Linked DNA regions of Homo sapiens: regions 1 and 2 are each linked to region 3. The links are chromatin contacts, found by Hi-C or POLR2A ChIA-PET in ENCODE. All regions are on one chromosome and are shown on one strand. The core of a region is the stretch at or near the end of the contact, and the rest is flanking DNA. Distances in the headings are between cores, read along the strand shown.

Region 1 (4,784 bases), core at 498-2,997, 130 kb before region 3:
AAAGAGAAATGACTGTCTGGAGGAGTCAAATACATAAAACCTCAGGCGGCGAAGATTTTGACCTCCGGGAGAAAGAGAATATTATTCATTGTACATCTGGGAAGTCCCTGGCTTCTAGCCCGTTAGTAAAATGATAAAATCACTGTTTTTAAGGAAATTGAGTTCAAAGAAAGAAAAAGAAAGGGAGTAAGGGGGAGGGAGAGAAACTGTGTCATTTCCTATGATAGTAAAGAAAGTTCTTGGAAGCTGAAACTCTCCCGTTAGACTCTAAGCAAGAGTGATGTCAGAGCTGGAACTATAGAAATTGTTAGCACGTCGAATGAACGAAATTAGGGCAGGTAGTTCCTACAGGGCTTCATAGATATTTAGGAAAAAAACATCATTGTGAAATCCCCTTACGTGGTGGTAATAGCAACCTCATCTCTATTACCAAATGTTCATCAGTTACAAATCTAAGGCTCTGCGCTAAGTAAGGCAGAGGATAAAAGGATGTCCAAACAGTCTTTAACTTCAGTTTAGATAAAGATAAATAACAACAATAGTTAGTAGCATGCTGACTGCAAATAATGGTTTATGTAAGTGCTACAGGATTGTAGAGAAACCATTATGGAAAGAATGCCTACAGAAGGGTAGCCTGGATTTTCTAATACTTTCCAAGAGCTTCACACAGTAAAAGAGACCTGAATCAAATATTGTTCTGATGAATGAAGAAGAGGGAAGAAAGATTTCCAGGGAAGGGGAGCTTTCTTAAATGCCAAGGCAAGGGATTTAAAGTTATCTAGAAGTTGAGGAAAAGAAAGTTTGTCTGACAAATCGTATTGTATGAAAGTAATTGTAATTCAATGAATGTTTTAACCAATTAAACAGAAGAGAAGGCAATGGTGGAAGACACATTTATATAAGTAAATATTCATCGTCATATCTATACAGCCAACTCTCCTTATCCGTGGGTTCTGTGGATCCAAAATATTTTAAACGTTACCCTAAGCGAACTAACACAGAAACAGAAAACCAAATACTGCATGCTCTTACCTGTAAGTGGGAGCTAAACATTGAGTACACATGAACACAAAGGAGGGAACAACAGACGCTGGGGACTACTTGAAGGTGGAGGGCTGGAGGAGGAGGAGGATTGAAAAACTACCTATTGAGTACTATGCTATTACCTCGATGATGAAATAATCTGTACACCAAACCCCCGTGACATGCAATTTACCTGCGTAACAAACCTGCACATGTACTCCTGAACCTAAAAGCTAAAAAATATCTTCAACAATATAAAATAACAATACAACAATAAAATAATAAAAGTTTAAGAACAATACAATATAATATTGACATAGCATTTACATTGTCTTAGGTATTAGAAGTAATCTGGAACTGATTTAAAGTATACATAGGAGGATGTGCATAGGTTATATGCAAATACTACACCATTTTATATCAGGCACGTGAACATGCGGGGTGGTTTCTGGATTTCAGAAAGGAGGAAAGAAAAGGGAAAAAGACAGGAAGGCAGGCAAGCACACTGGCAGAAGGGAGCTAGTGAGGATTTCTGTGCCAGGACTGACTTGGTCATATCATGCCCTTGCACAGAAACCGTGTCTTCCTTTCTGAAACCTGGCTTGAAATTGATGTCAGGACATGGTTTCTGGGCTGTTGGAAAAGGAAGCAGTGGTTTCTGGGCACTGGTGTGGGTTTTCCAAGATAAGCCCTGTGAGTCTCATTTCCTTTCCTTTGCATAACAGAGCTAAGGCTTTTGTAGAACAGTCAAACCTTGAAGAACACGGGTTTGAACTGCGAGAGTCCACTTATATGAGGGTTTTTGAAAATAAAAGTTACCCCGAGTGTGCCTGCCTCTCCTGCCTTCCCTTCCACGTCCTCCACCTCTTCTGCCTCTGCCACCCCTGAGACAGCAAGACCAACCCCCGGCTTCTCCTCCTCAGTCTACTCAACCTGACGATCACAAGGATGAAGACCTTTATGACTCACCTTTATGATTCACTTCCAACATAGTAAATATGTTTTCTCTTCCTTATGATTTTCTTTATGACATTTTCTTTTCACTAGCTTACTTTACTGTAAAAATATGGTATATAATACAAATAACGTACAAAATCTGTGTTAATTTACTGATTATGTAATTGATAAGGCTTCTGGTCTACAGGTGGCTATTAGTAGTTAAGTTTTGGGGAGTCGAAAGTTATACCTGGATTTTTGACTGTGTGTGGGGTTGGTGCCCCTAACCCCGGCATTGTGCAAGGGTCAACTCTTATTTATTAAGTACCAATAACTGTCCTAAACACCTTGCATATATTAACTCATTTAATTCTCAAAATAGTCTCATGTGGTTGCTATCATTGTCTCCATTTTACAGATAAAGATGGTCTCACAGAAAAGTCACGCAGCTGGGAATTGGTAATACATGTTACATATGATTTAGATCTAATTTTAAAAATAGTTAAAATTAATTTTAGATTTGTGGTATTTAATTTCAAGGCAGATGAGAACTTGTGATAGGTTTATGCTACTTATTTCCCAATATGTATTCTCCCTTTTGCTGTCATAACAGAATCCTGAGGTTTTAGCCCAATGCGTGCCTGCACAGAAAAAAAACACATTTTCCTGCCTCTTTTTCATCTCCAGGTGACTAAATTCTGGACAATGTGAGTTAGGTGGAAGTGTATGGGCAACTTAAAATGAGAGGCATGCCCTGTGTTCCCCTTCTCCTGCTCACTGGTGGGGATGTGAGGATGTGAGTGTGATGGCTTGAGCAGCTATTTTGGGCAATGAGGAAGCCCACACCCTAAATGATACCCCATTGGGATAGGAGAGCTGACAGCTGAAAGAATCACGGTCCCTGTCCAAATCATGAATATTTATTTATTTATTTTAACTTTTATTTTTGGTTCCGGGGTACATGTGCAGATTTGTTATATAGGTAAATTGTGTGTCACAGAGGTTGTGTGTACAGGTTATTTTGTCACCCAGGTAATAAGCATAGTACCTGATAGGTAGTTTTTGATCCCCACCTTCTTCCCATCCTGCACCCTGAAGTAGTTCTCAGTCTGTTGTTCCCCTGTTTGTACCCATATGTACTTGATGTTTAGCTCCCACTTGTAAGTGAGAACATGTGGCATTTGGTTTTCTGTTTCTGTGTTAGTTTGCATAGGATAATGGCCTCCAGCTCCAACTCTTTCAGCTCCATCCAAGTTGCTGCAAATGAATGATCTCGTTCTTTGTTATGGCTATGTAGTAGTCTGTGGTACATATACACCACATTTTCTTTATCCAGTCTACCATTCAAATCAGGATTTTTTTTTTTTTTTTTTTTTTGAGATGGAGTCTTGCTCTGTTGCCCAGGCTGGAGTGCAGTGGCGCGATCTTGGCTCACTTCAAGCTCCACTTCCCGGGTTCATGCCATTCTCCTGCCTCAGCCTCCCGAGTAGCTGGGACTACAGGCACCTGCCACCCCACCCAGCTAATTTTTTGTATTTTTAGTAGAGACGGGGTTTCACCGTGTTAGCCAGGATGGTCTCGATCTTCTGACATCGTGATCTGCCCGCCTCGGCCTTCCAAAGTGCTGGGATTACAGGCGTGAGCCACCGCGCCTGGTCTTTTTTTTTTTTTTTTTCGAGATAGAGTTCTCGCTCTGTCACCCAGGCTGGAGTGCAATGGCACAATCTCAGCTCACTGCAACCTCCGCCTCCCGGGTTCAAGCGATTCTCCTGCCTCAGCCTCCAGAGTAACTGGTACTACAGGCGCCTGCCACCATGCCCGGCTAATTTTTGTATTTTTAGTAGAGATGGGGGTTTCACCATGCTGGCCAGGCTGGTCTCGAACTCCTGACCTCAGGTGATCCGCCCACGTTGGCCTCCCAAAGTGCTGGGATTAGAGGCGTGAGCCACTGTGCCAGGCCGGGAATTTTTATATAGAAGAATAAAACTCTATCTTTAAGCCATGTTAATTAGGGGTTTCTATCACTCACAAAAATTTAGTGTAGATAATATTAAATTTAATTGTTTGTAGACATTATTTAAACTTTTAAAAAACCTTTATTTACCCTATTTATAAGTTGACTTATTCAATTTATAAGAATTGCATAAGTGCTTAGAAAACTTTTACTTATGCTTATCAGTCCCTTCGGGCCTTTGAAATGTTTAAGAGGAAAATATATAAAATGTAAAAATTTAATTTAAACTCTTTCAGGAAGTTTAATTAACTAGTTGGTAAATGAGGTTAATTGTTTGAGGAATTTAATCTGTTTAATTTATTCATTAATTGAACACTCATTAATCAAAGAATGTGTGAAAGTAATGTTTTTTAATAAAAATTAATTTATAAATAGAATACTAATGCGCTTAAGTTAAATTTAGATTAAAAACTAGGTTTTTAAATTTGTAATTTAAATAACTGCATATTAATTTAAGCACAAGCGGATACAATTAGCCTTTTCTGCATACAAAACCTTTTCTCAGACGTTTAACAATACAGCTGACAGCAGATGAGAAAAATGGAGACATTGAGGAAGCTGCAAATATGTGAGGAATGAGAAGAAAATTTTAATCTTTCTGCTGGTGCAAAACAAAAAAGAATGAGATAGAATACAGATTTTCTCACATTCTTTTTCCAGCTAAAACATCAACCATCCTACCTCCCCTAAGATGAGATAACAAAAAGATATTACATTTTATTTTTAACCAGAAGTACTGGTTACGAAGTTTTAAATTATTATGTCTTATGTAGATTCTGACTTCACCTGTACTCTCAGTGACTTTGTACAG
Region 2 (4,686 bases), core at 619-3,118, 110 kb after region 3:
GGGGGTGGGGAGATCTTTGCGGCTTTATCCTACCCTTCACGTCCAACCACCCAGCAAGCCTGGGCCAAGTCAAGCAGCCCCTACAAGCAATATCCTACCAATGTGTATTCAACATTGATTTGGTCAGGATATGGAGAAATGTATTATTTTTTAATCAATAAAAAGTCTAAGTAGAAACAGATTTTTAAAATAATCCACTTCTACTAGCTGAAGAACAGGAAATGTTCTAAAAAAAGTTTAATGATCAGTTCCCATTTTTCTGAAGCTCATCTTCTCACTTCAGTTTTGTTTATTCGTAATTTTAAGAACAAGAAATCATTTTGAGAGGTATATGAAAGGGTGAGTTAAACCACTCATTCTCGGGAAACAGCACTAGGCCACCTACTGTTGACTCAGAAGTTTCAACTGACCAAGAGTGCACAGGTGCATCTCAAAAATATCCATTTTAGATGCGCTGCTGCTAATAAAGTGTTGTTTTCATTTCCTTTTGAGAACTGTCAAAAGACAAAATTACAACAAATGTAGTTAAGTGATCTAATTGGCTTTTATTTGTGATGAATGGATCAGGGTACTATCTCCCATAAAAATTTAGAAAAGGTGGCTGGGCACCATGGCTCATGCCTGTAATCCCAACACTTTGGGAGGCCAAGGCAGGAGGATCACTTGATCCCAGAAGTTTGAGAACAGCCTGTGTAACAGAGAGAGACCCCCATCTCTACCCAAAATCAATCAATCAATAAAATAAAAAATTTAGAAAAGGTGATCTGATGAGCTAAGCAGAAGAGGTGGGCTTTATAGGCAGAAAAGGGGTTAAAAAAAAGCAGAAATAAGGAACAAAAAGTGAATCGGTCATTTCAAAGTTACTTTCCTTATCGGATTAAAGCAGGGGGTACTCCTTTATCATGCCAGCTAAAACTGGCCTGTTAGGGGATTTGGCTATGCTGTCTTTCCCTCTTTCTCTCTCTCCCCCTTAGTTTCTTGAAAGGTAGATGACTTAGTTTCTGTTTGGTGACATGAAACTTTAGCATGAGTGACTCCATTTTGGTTTGATCTGTAGAGGCCCAGTCCAAATCAATAGCATCGTACAAATTTTATTTAAAAGAATAGTGCTGCTGGGCGTGGTGGCTCATGCCTGTAATGCCAACAATTTGGGAGGCTGAGGCCAGTGGATCACTTGAGGTCAGGAGTTTGAGACCAGCCTGGCCAACATGCTGAAACTCCATCTCTACTAAAAAATACAAAAATTAGCCAGGCATGGTGGTGTGTGTCTGTAGTCCCAGCTACTCAGGAGGCTGAGGCATGAGAATTGCTTCAGCCTGGGAGGTGGAGGTTGCAGAGATTGCACCACTGCATTCCAGCCTGGGCGACACAACGAGACTCTGTCTCCATTAAAAAAAATAAAAAAAGGATAGTGTCTACCTCAGTGAGACTGGAGCCAGTTTTTAGCTCCACAGCTACATAAGGAGTTGATAGAAAAACTGGAGTAATGAACACTGTTTTCCAGTTCATCTCACTGGTGTGTGGAGTTGATTTGGTTTTGCCAGTGTTATTTAGCATCCTTTTAAAATCACCCCTCCCCAACCCATCTCCTCGTACAGCTGCCCACAGGCCTGGCTCAGAAATCTGTCTCAGAAACTGAGTACCACCTAGTCTAGTCACAGTTTCTTTATGAACTACTCTGCCTTGGCTCACTGACTTGAAGTTGACAACTTACTCTTGAATAATTTAACTCCTTTCTTGGAACTGACTCCTTCTTCAGACTTCTCTTAACTTTCACTTCTGCATGTGGGAAGAAAGTAAAGGTATTAGAGACACACTGTGTAACTGGCTACAGGGTACATGGACCTTATTTCCCCCTCCCTGACAGCAAGGGCTTGTACTCAGCCTGATGTCTGGGCATAATATAAACCTAGCTTGATCTCTATTCATCACAGTCTCCACCTTTACTTACTTGAGTGTGATGATTTGTTTGAGATGTTTTGCTTTACTCATGAGGGTATGGAAATACGAAAAAAAGATAGATTGACTCATACTGTAATTCTACACTGATACATTGCAGCAATATTAACATTAATTCAATTTAAAATTCCACATTCCACATGTGTATTTGGCAATGTAGTTCTGGGAGGTAATTTGGAAATACATATCAAAACCTTAACAATAGTTACATTAGTCAAGAGCCTTGATTGCCAAAGACAGAAAGCCAGTTCAGATTAGTTTAAATAAACAGGGAAATTTATTAGGTCAAATAATTGGACAAGTCTAGGGAAGCACCTTGCTTCGGTCATGGCTGAGACCAGGAACTGAAATGATGGCATCAGGCTGGGCGCAGTGGCTGACACCTCTAATCCCAGCACTTTGGAAGCCTGAAGCAGGAGGATCGCTTGAGGCCAGGAGTTCCAGACGAGCTGGGGCAACATAGTGAAACCCTATCTCTACAAAAATAAAAATAAATTAGCCAGGCATGGACGTGCACACCTGTAATCACAGCCACTGGGGAGGCTGAAGCAGGAGAATGGCTTGAACCCAAGAGTTTGAGGCTGCAGTGAACCATGAACGCGTCACTGCACTCCAGCCTGGGTGACAGTGAGACCTTGTCTCAAAAAAAAAAGAAAGAAAGAAAGAGAAAAAAGATGTCAGTAGGAATCCCCCTTTGTCACTTCATTATTTAGCTCTGCTTTCTTCCATGTTGGCATCAAGAGGGCCCTCATCAGTCCCAACCTTAAATGATTTTTGGTGCCATTTAAGAATTTCAGAAGGAAAGAGATGTTTTCATCCAAGAGTTATTATCAGACCTAGAAAATTTCCCTCTTATTGGCCCTACTTAGATCATATGCTCACTCCTGGACCAGTCACTGTGCCTGGAGTGGTAGGAGACAGGGCACTCTGATCAGTCCCAGCCATGTGATGAAACATTTTACCAGTTGTGGGAGAGGCAGATACTAAAAGGCAATGAGAGAGTGAGGTAGGAGGTCAGTTCTATCATGTGAAAATGAGAAGAAACTCTAGGCAGGCAGAAACAAGTGATATCAAAATACAATGTTCATTCTCGTCTATGAATATTTACCCTTAAGAAATAATCAGAAGTGTGAGAGAGTTATGCAGTTATTCCTCACAGAATTATGTATAATAATAAAAATTGGCTGAACATGGTGGCTCACGCCTGTAATCCCAGCATTTTAGGAGGCTGAGATGGGTGGATCACTGGGGCCCAGGAGTTCAAGACCAGCCAGGCAACATAGGGATACCCCTGCACTACAAAAAAAAAAAAAATTAAAAAATTAGTCAAGCTTCGTGGCACATGCCTGTAGTCCCAGCTACTCAGGAGGCTGAGGTGGGAGGATCACCTGAGCCAGGGAGGTTGAGGCTGCAGTGAGCCATGATCACGCCACTGCACTCCAGCCTGGGTGACAGTGAGACCTTGTCTCAAATAATACAATCTAGAAAGAATTGGAATGTTTAATAGTAAGGGATTTCTTGAATAAATTGGTACCTGGATTCAACAGAACACTATGTGGCCTTTGAAAAGTATTATAGAGGAAAACTCAGCGACATGAAAAAATGTTCAAGGTATCTTGTTAGGCACAACAACAGTATGCGAATCATGATCCCAATTTGTGTGTGTGTGTGTGTGTACATACACACACACACACACACACATATCTTTTTATATACATTTTATGCATATTATATACATTTTATCTATTTAAAACATAACATGTAAATGTTATGAAAGAGTGAAATAATATACTTTACAATGTTGATTACTTCTAGTTGTTGAAATTAGGGATAATTTTCATCATTCTGGTACTTTTCTCTATTTTCTACAGTAAATGTGTCTTTTTAAAAATTAAAAACATTATTGAAAAGCCTTTAATTCCTCCCTGCCAATTTAAAACTGATCATGCTATTTCTGTCTGTGAGAAAAGGAGCTGAAATGGAGAGTCTAATTACTGATAAATAGCAATCATCGGTTAGACTTTAAGCAGAGTATTTAGAAGAATAAATTATTCACCAGTATTTTAAGATTAGCTGAAACCCAAATGTATTCTCTATTATGTCTTATTTCCATATTTTGAGGCTTTATCTGTATGCACACTGCTGACTTTTTCAGAATTAATCAACCAGCCAGCTCCATGAAGAAAGTACAGGCCCAGATATCAGCACAGGGAGCGATTCAGGGTATCTTTTCTAAACTTCATAATTACTCTTGACTGTATCTGTAGAAAGCTGAATGCATTTCCATGCTGCTAGAGACAGGGAATTTTTCTCAATAGTATTCGTAACACTCAGATTAGAGGAAACTACTTCAGCAAAATAGAGAACAATAAACATCCTAAATGACCAAACCTATAGCTCCTAAATTGCTTACTCTGCTCATTTAAGTTTTCCTTGGAGAATTTTGATTTTGAATGAGACTTTACACCATCCAAAGAACCTCTGCATTATTCAACATTAGAAGAGAGGATTGCATAACTGGTCTCTCCCCAGTTTACCAACCAAGTATCAATGAGCCACCGTTCTGGCCAGTGAGATGTAAGTAGAAGTTGTTGGATGGGATGTGAGGAAAGTTCTTTTATCAAAAGCTTTCTCAGCTGACATGTGCTGTTTTGCTCTTTGCATTTTCCCTTCTTTTTTTACCTGGAATACAAATGCATTTTGAGTGGTAGAGCAGCCGTCTTGTGA
Region 3 (4,168 bases), core at 582-3,081:
AATAGCATTAAACTTTATCTAAAAGCTTGTTGTAAGTTCGTAAGACTTATCTGGGGAATTAGTAGGTGCATTTTCTTTGAATTAGTAGGTGCATTTTCACTTCCTTTCAGTTTGGCCAATTTTAACTCACAAGGGACAACACTTTCTTAATGGACCAGACAGCACTCACCAATTTCACAAAGCAAATTGAAGTTGTAAATTAATAACTACATTAAGTTAATGTTTTATGAAGCACTTACTATTTCCTAAGTATTGGGCTAAGCATTTTATTTGCATTCATATCTCATATCTCATTTACTCCTAACAATCCTATAAGGCAGACTGCATAGTTATCTCCATTTTACAGATGGGGGAACTTAGACTAAGAGATTTCAAATAACCTGGGTGACACAGACAGTAAAGGGCAGAGCTCAGTCACAAGACGGAGCAGAAAGGGTGTCAGAGCTTATAAACACCACACGTGCCATCTTCTATTTTCAACAAAGGGTTTACCTAAGACTACGAATATTCAAATGATCGAATTTCTGAAATCGCCCCATGATGTAAATTCCCACAATTATATTAGAATTTCGAAAGCCACCTCCTCTCATTGCCTTATTTCAGAGAAGAATCTAAAACTCTATCATCTTATTCCAAAAGGAAAGGGGAGAATTAACTGCTTCCCTGAACTTCTCTGCCAGTCTTCCTTCAGTTATTTCTGTTTTCCTGCCTCTCATTTGTCTTAAACAACAGCTATTTTGTATTCATTCCGTAATTGTGAGCAGTGGTCCCAAAGGCCCCGTTGTAAGGAACTACAGAATACTGCCAGTGAATACTAGCGAGAAGGAAAAAGCACCGCAAACTTCCAACTCCATTCACAAAAATACCACAGAAATACATAATCGAACAAGCTAACTCCACTGACGGCTTTCCTGAAGCTTCAGCGGTGAAAGACACGAGCCGCCTGTCGCTTATGGAGGGCTGTCGCGGAGCGGGCTGCGATCCCGGAGTGTGGCCCCGCGTCCACGCGCACCTGCCCACCTGCGCGCTCCACCGCGGGGCAGCGGTTCAAGCCGGGAAGCCGCGAGTATTATCAGCTCAGAGGGGAGGGGTTCACAGGAACCGGGCTAGGTCCGAGGCTGCTGACAACTGGTTTACACAAAAGAAAGAAGAAATATAGGAAGTCCCCGCAGCAGTGCATGCCATGCCGACGCCGACGCGGGCGCCCAGCAGTGGGTGGAGGCGGATGCTCCCAGCGCCGGGTGCAAGGTCCCCCGCTGGCTCCCTTTCGCCAATGCGCCCGGCCCGGGACCAAGACACCGCGTCCTGAGCGCCGGCGGCGACCCCAGCTCCCCTCCCCGCGTCCCGCTCCCCGGGAGGACGCGCCGGGCGCCGCGCCGCACCTGTGCCCCACGGGGCGGCCTTGTCCCACCGCCCCTCGGAGGCGATGCTCCGGCCCGAGAGGACAGGCGCGGGCGCTTCCCTCGGGGCAGCGGGGGCAGACCTGGCGTCGCGGGGACGCCCCCAGCGCGTCAGACGCCGCGCGCCCACCTGGGGCCGTCGCCTCGCCACCGGCAACCTCACCTCCCGCCGCAGCCTCCTCTTCCGCCGCCATCGCAGGAGCCACTTGGTCGGCTCCGCAGCCCCGCGGCTGGCAGCATGGAGGAGCCCCGGGCCCGCCCTGCCCCGGCCCAGGCGGCGGCTCTGGAGCAGGGAAGCGGGGACTGGCGGGCCCTGCCGGGTGCCGCGGCGGCCGCCACCGCAGCCCGTAGGCGCGCACGGGACGCCGCCCCGCAGCCCGGCCGGCAGCAGCTACTGAGCATGCGGACTGGAGCCAGCCGCCCGCCGCTCTGGGCGCCGCGGGGCTTCCCGGCGGGAAAGAGACCCGGGCCAAGGGCGGAGTCGCTGCGGACACCGCCCCGCCGAGCCCTCCCGCGAGCAGCAAAGCACTAAAAGGCCAGTTGAGTCCTTCTAGCAACCACCCTATTGAAAACAGGCTTCCATGCTCATAGTAAGCTTTGTCCCAGCATTCCGAAGATTGCAGTTGTTAGACCCTCGGGGCAAAGGTAAAGGATGAATGAAGATAATTGCACGGTGGGTTAGCGGAGGGCACGGGGCTAGGGTTGGGGAGGAGGGTGCTGGACGAGAGACCCTGCTCTTTTCTGCTTAAGGAAGGGCTTAGCTGCAGAGACGAGAGTGTAGATGACAGAGAGAGGGTCCCGAGGAAGCCGTTTTGCCTCCTGGAACGGTTGGGTAAATCCAGAAACAAGATCTTTTGGGCATCACTTGACAGCCCTACATCCTATGGCCACGTGTCTAGAATACACTGGTTTGCTGCCCTCCCACTGGTCCCTAGACCCATTCCTTGGTAATCTAGTAGAAGTAAGTAAAGGAAAGTCACAGTAGAGAAGACACCAAATCAAACTTTGCAACCAGCCTAAAGGTAATAACTTTCCTACAAGGACTCAATTCCAACGTCTTAACCAGCACCTTATGTGTCCTCAGGGCAGTACTTAGGGCCATTGTGAGAGGCTGGGCAGAGGGTTTGGAAGTGTGTTCCCAAGCAGAAGTGGGCATGACAGGAGAAAACTGTTGCAGGCTTAAGCAGGGGCTAGGACTTTAGAGGTAAGGGAGACGTGCTGAAAACTGTGCTGTCCTCAACACACACCAAGACACATCCCTAATCAAAACCAGTCTTGAAACGTCTCATTCCTAGCTTTGACTTGGAACTCCACCCCAAATTCTACCAACACCAACTTCTCCTGGCAGCTAGAAACAGTAATTCCATACAGGGTTTCCCGAATGTGATCAAACCTTGGCTTTCCAGACAAGTGTACACTATTTTGAGGTGGTTTACCAAGGGGTAACAGGTAGAATTAATTAGACCTGGGCTTTAAGATCTGGGTTAAAATGTAAATACTATTCTATACATGGCCTTGCTTACAATGCATTTTCCCCCTTATCGGCTCAGTGAGCCTCACAACCTCTTTCTTAATTCCTGTCTTAGTAGAGAAACAGAAGTTCAGAGATGTCGAGTATTTTGGCCAGGATCACTCAGCTAGTAGATAGTAGAAGCAAGACCATAAAAGTTAGGTCTCCTTCTTAGGAGTTCCTATTGTGGTGTCCAGTAAGCTTGCCTGTGAATCATTGCAGTCCCCGTTTCTTAGAAACGATGATTCACTTCCACCAAAGCCTGAAAGCAAGAGAAGGGGAATCCAGAATCTAAAATACGAAAGCAGGAAGGGTAATAATGCACAAACAAAGCCGACCTACAGCATTCCATGGGGCACAACCCTTTCATTGCTTAATAGGTATTCCCCTTACTGCTCAGGTTTAAAGCCTGCTTGCTCTCTTTTTTTCTTTATGCTCTGGAGCTTTACTTTCTAAGACATGATTTTTTTGTTTTTTAAAGAGTAGCTATATAACCCATAGGATAAGGCAGAGAGACATATAATGTCTTGCCAGATGGATAGGAAGGTAATCTCTCATTTCCAGTGAGTGGTTTTCTCATATTTTCAACTTGGAAAAAAAAATGTGAGAAAGGTGATTGGATGATTTGTATAATAGAATGCTAGAGAATTTGTGTAATAGAATGCACACAGTTCCTTCTGGTCAGCATGGTTCCCCTGCCAAAAGCCCTGGAGCTGCCTTGCTCTCCAGGAATCATTGCTTGCCTTTCACTTAATTTGTTCATTAATTTTCTTTCATTGCTAAGTACTCAGGCAAGAACAAATATTTTAAAGGTGGAACAAATACTCCTTTGTCCATCTGGAATTAGGAACCACGGCCTCACAAGCTGTAAACTCCTGTCCTTTTAGCATTCTGCTGGGATTGTAACAATATAACTTAGATTAGAGAGGAGTCCCTAAAGCCACTTAGATATTGTATTTGGTCCAAGAACAACAACAACAACAACAACAACAACAAAAAACAACAAGATAGAACCCAAACCCAAAACAACAAAAAACCACACCTGCTTCAGAGTGTAATTAAATTGAAGATACTATTTCCAATGATGCATAACAATAAATAACACAGAAGCCAGGAAGGGGAGAGAAGAGGGGGTGGAAAACAACAAGGGGAAAAGAAGGCTGAACATATATTTATTACCATTGGGAACTGTACACTTAAAATGGTAAAGATGGTAAATAAAAAAAAAACATTACATAGGCCGGGCATGGTGGCTCAC

What was found. Hi-C counts contacts between places; a loop is a spot of excess contacts on that map. ChIA-PET counts read pairs that join two places held with the same protein, here RNA polymerase II (POLR2A). Pooled maps may share reads with other maps.
Region 1: a pooled map shows a loop between it and region 3 (8-fold over the local background). The contact joins the enhancer-like site here to the promoter of BMAL2 in region 3. A Hi-C loop is called at or near these places in 1 of 168 maps with a recorded cell type or tissue (PC-3) and 9 of 50 pooled maps. POLR2A ChIA-PET finds 5 or more read pairs at or near these places in 2 of 52 experiments (AG04450 and activated naive CD4-positive, alpha-beta T cell).
Region 2: a loop to region 3 is called in a map with no recorded cell type, with 7 times the contacts of the local background. The contact joins the enhancer-like site here to the promoter of BMAL2 in region 3. A Hi-C loop is called at or near these places in 5 of 37 single-sample maps with no recorded cell type and 8 of 50 pooled maps. POLR2A ChIA-PET finds 5 or more read pairs at or near these places in 4 of 52 experiments (GM12878, H1, T-cell and 1 more).

The regions. Positions count from the first base shown.
Region 1 is chr12:27,457,739-27,462,522 of GRCh38, reverse strand. All of the region lies in intron 1 of SMCO2 (single-pass membrane protein with coiled-coil domains 2), which reads right to left. Among named protein-coding and RNA genes, the nearest start is that of SMCO2, 13 kb to the right of the region's middle. Within about 2 kb of position 1,747, at least 2 of the 41 ENCODE cell types and tissues checked have a DNase peak (open chromatin) inside an H3K27ac peak, as active enhancers do; they include PC-3, where a contact is called at or near this core.
Region 2 is chr12:27,217,498-27,222,183 of GRCh38, reverse strand. No RefSeq gene overlaps it. Among named protein-coding and RNA genes, the nearest start is that of STK38L, 24 kb to the left of the region's middle. RefSeq lists enhancers at 1,533-1,602, 1,623-1,792, 1,933-1,982. Within about 2 kb of position 1,868, at least 2 of the 41 ENCODE cell types and tissues checked have a DNase peak (open chromatin) inside an H3K27ac peak, as active enhancers do; they include GM12878, where a contact is called at or near this core.
Region 3 is chr12:27,330,499-27,334,666 of GRCh38, reverse strand. It overlaps BMAL2 (basic helix-loop-helix ARNT like 2), which reads right to left and starts at 1,831. Exons shown (of 17, transcript NM_020183.6): 1 at 1,564-1,831. The coding sequence starts at 1,594. LOC124902906 (a long non-coding RNA gene) reads left to right here and starts at 1,870. Exons shown (of 2, transcript XR_007063255.1): 1 at 1,870-2,045. RefSeq lists silencers at 1,338-1,457, 1,478-1,947.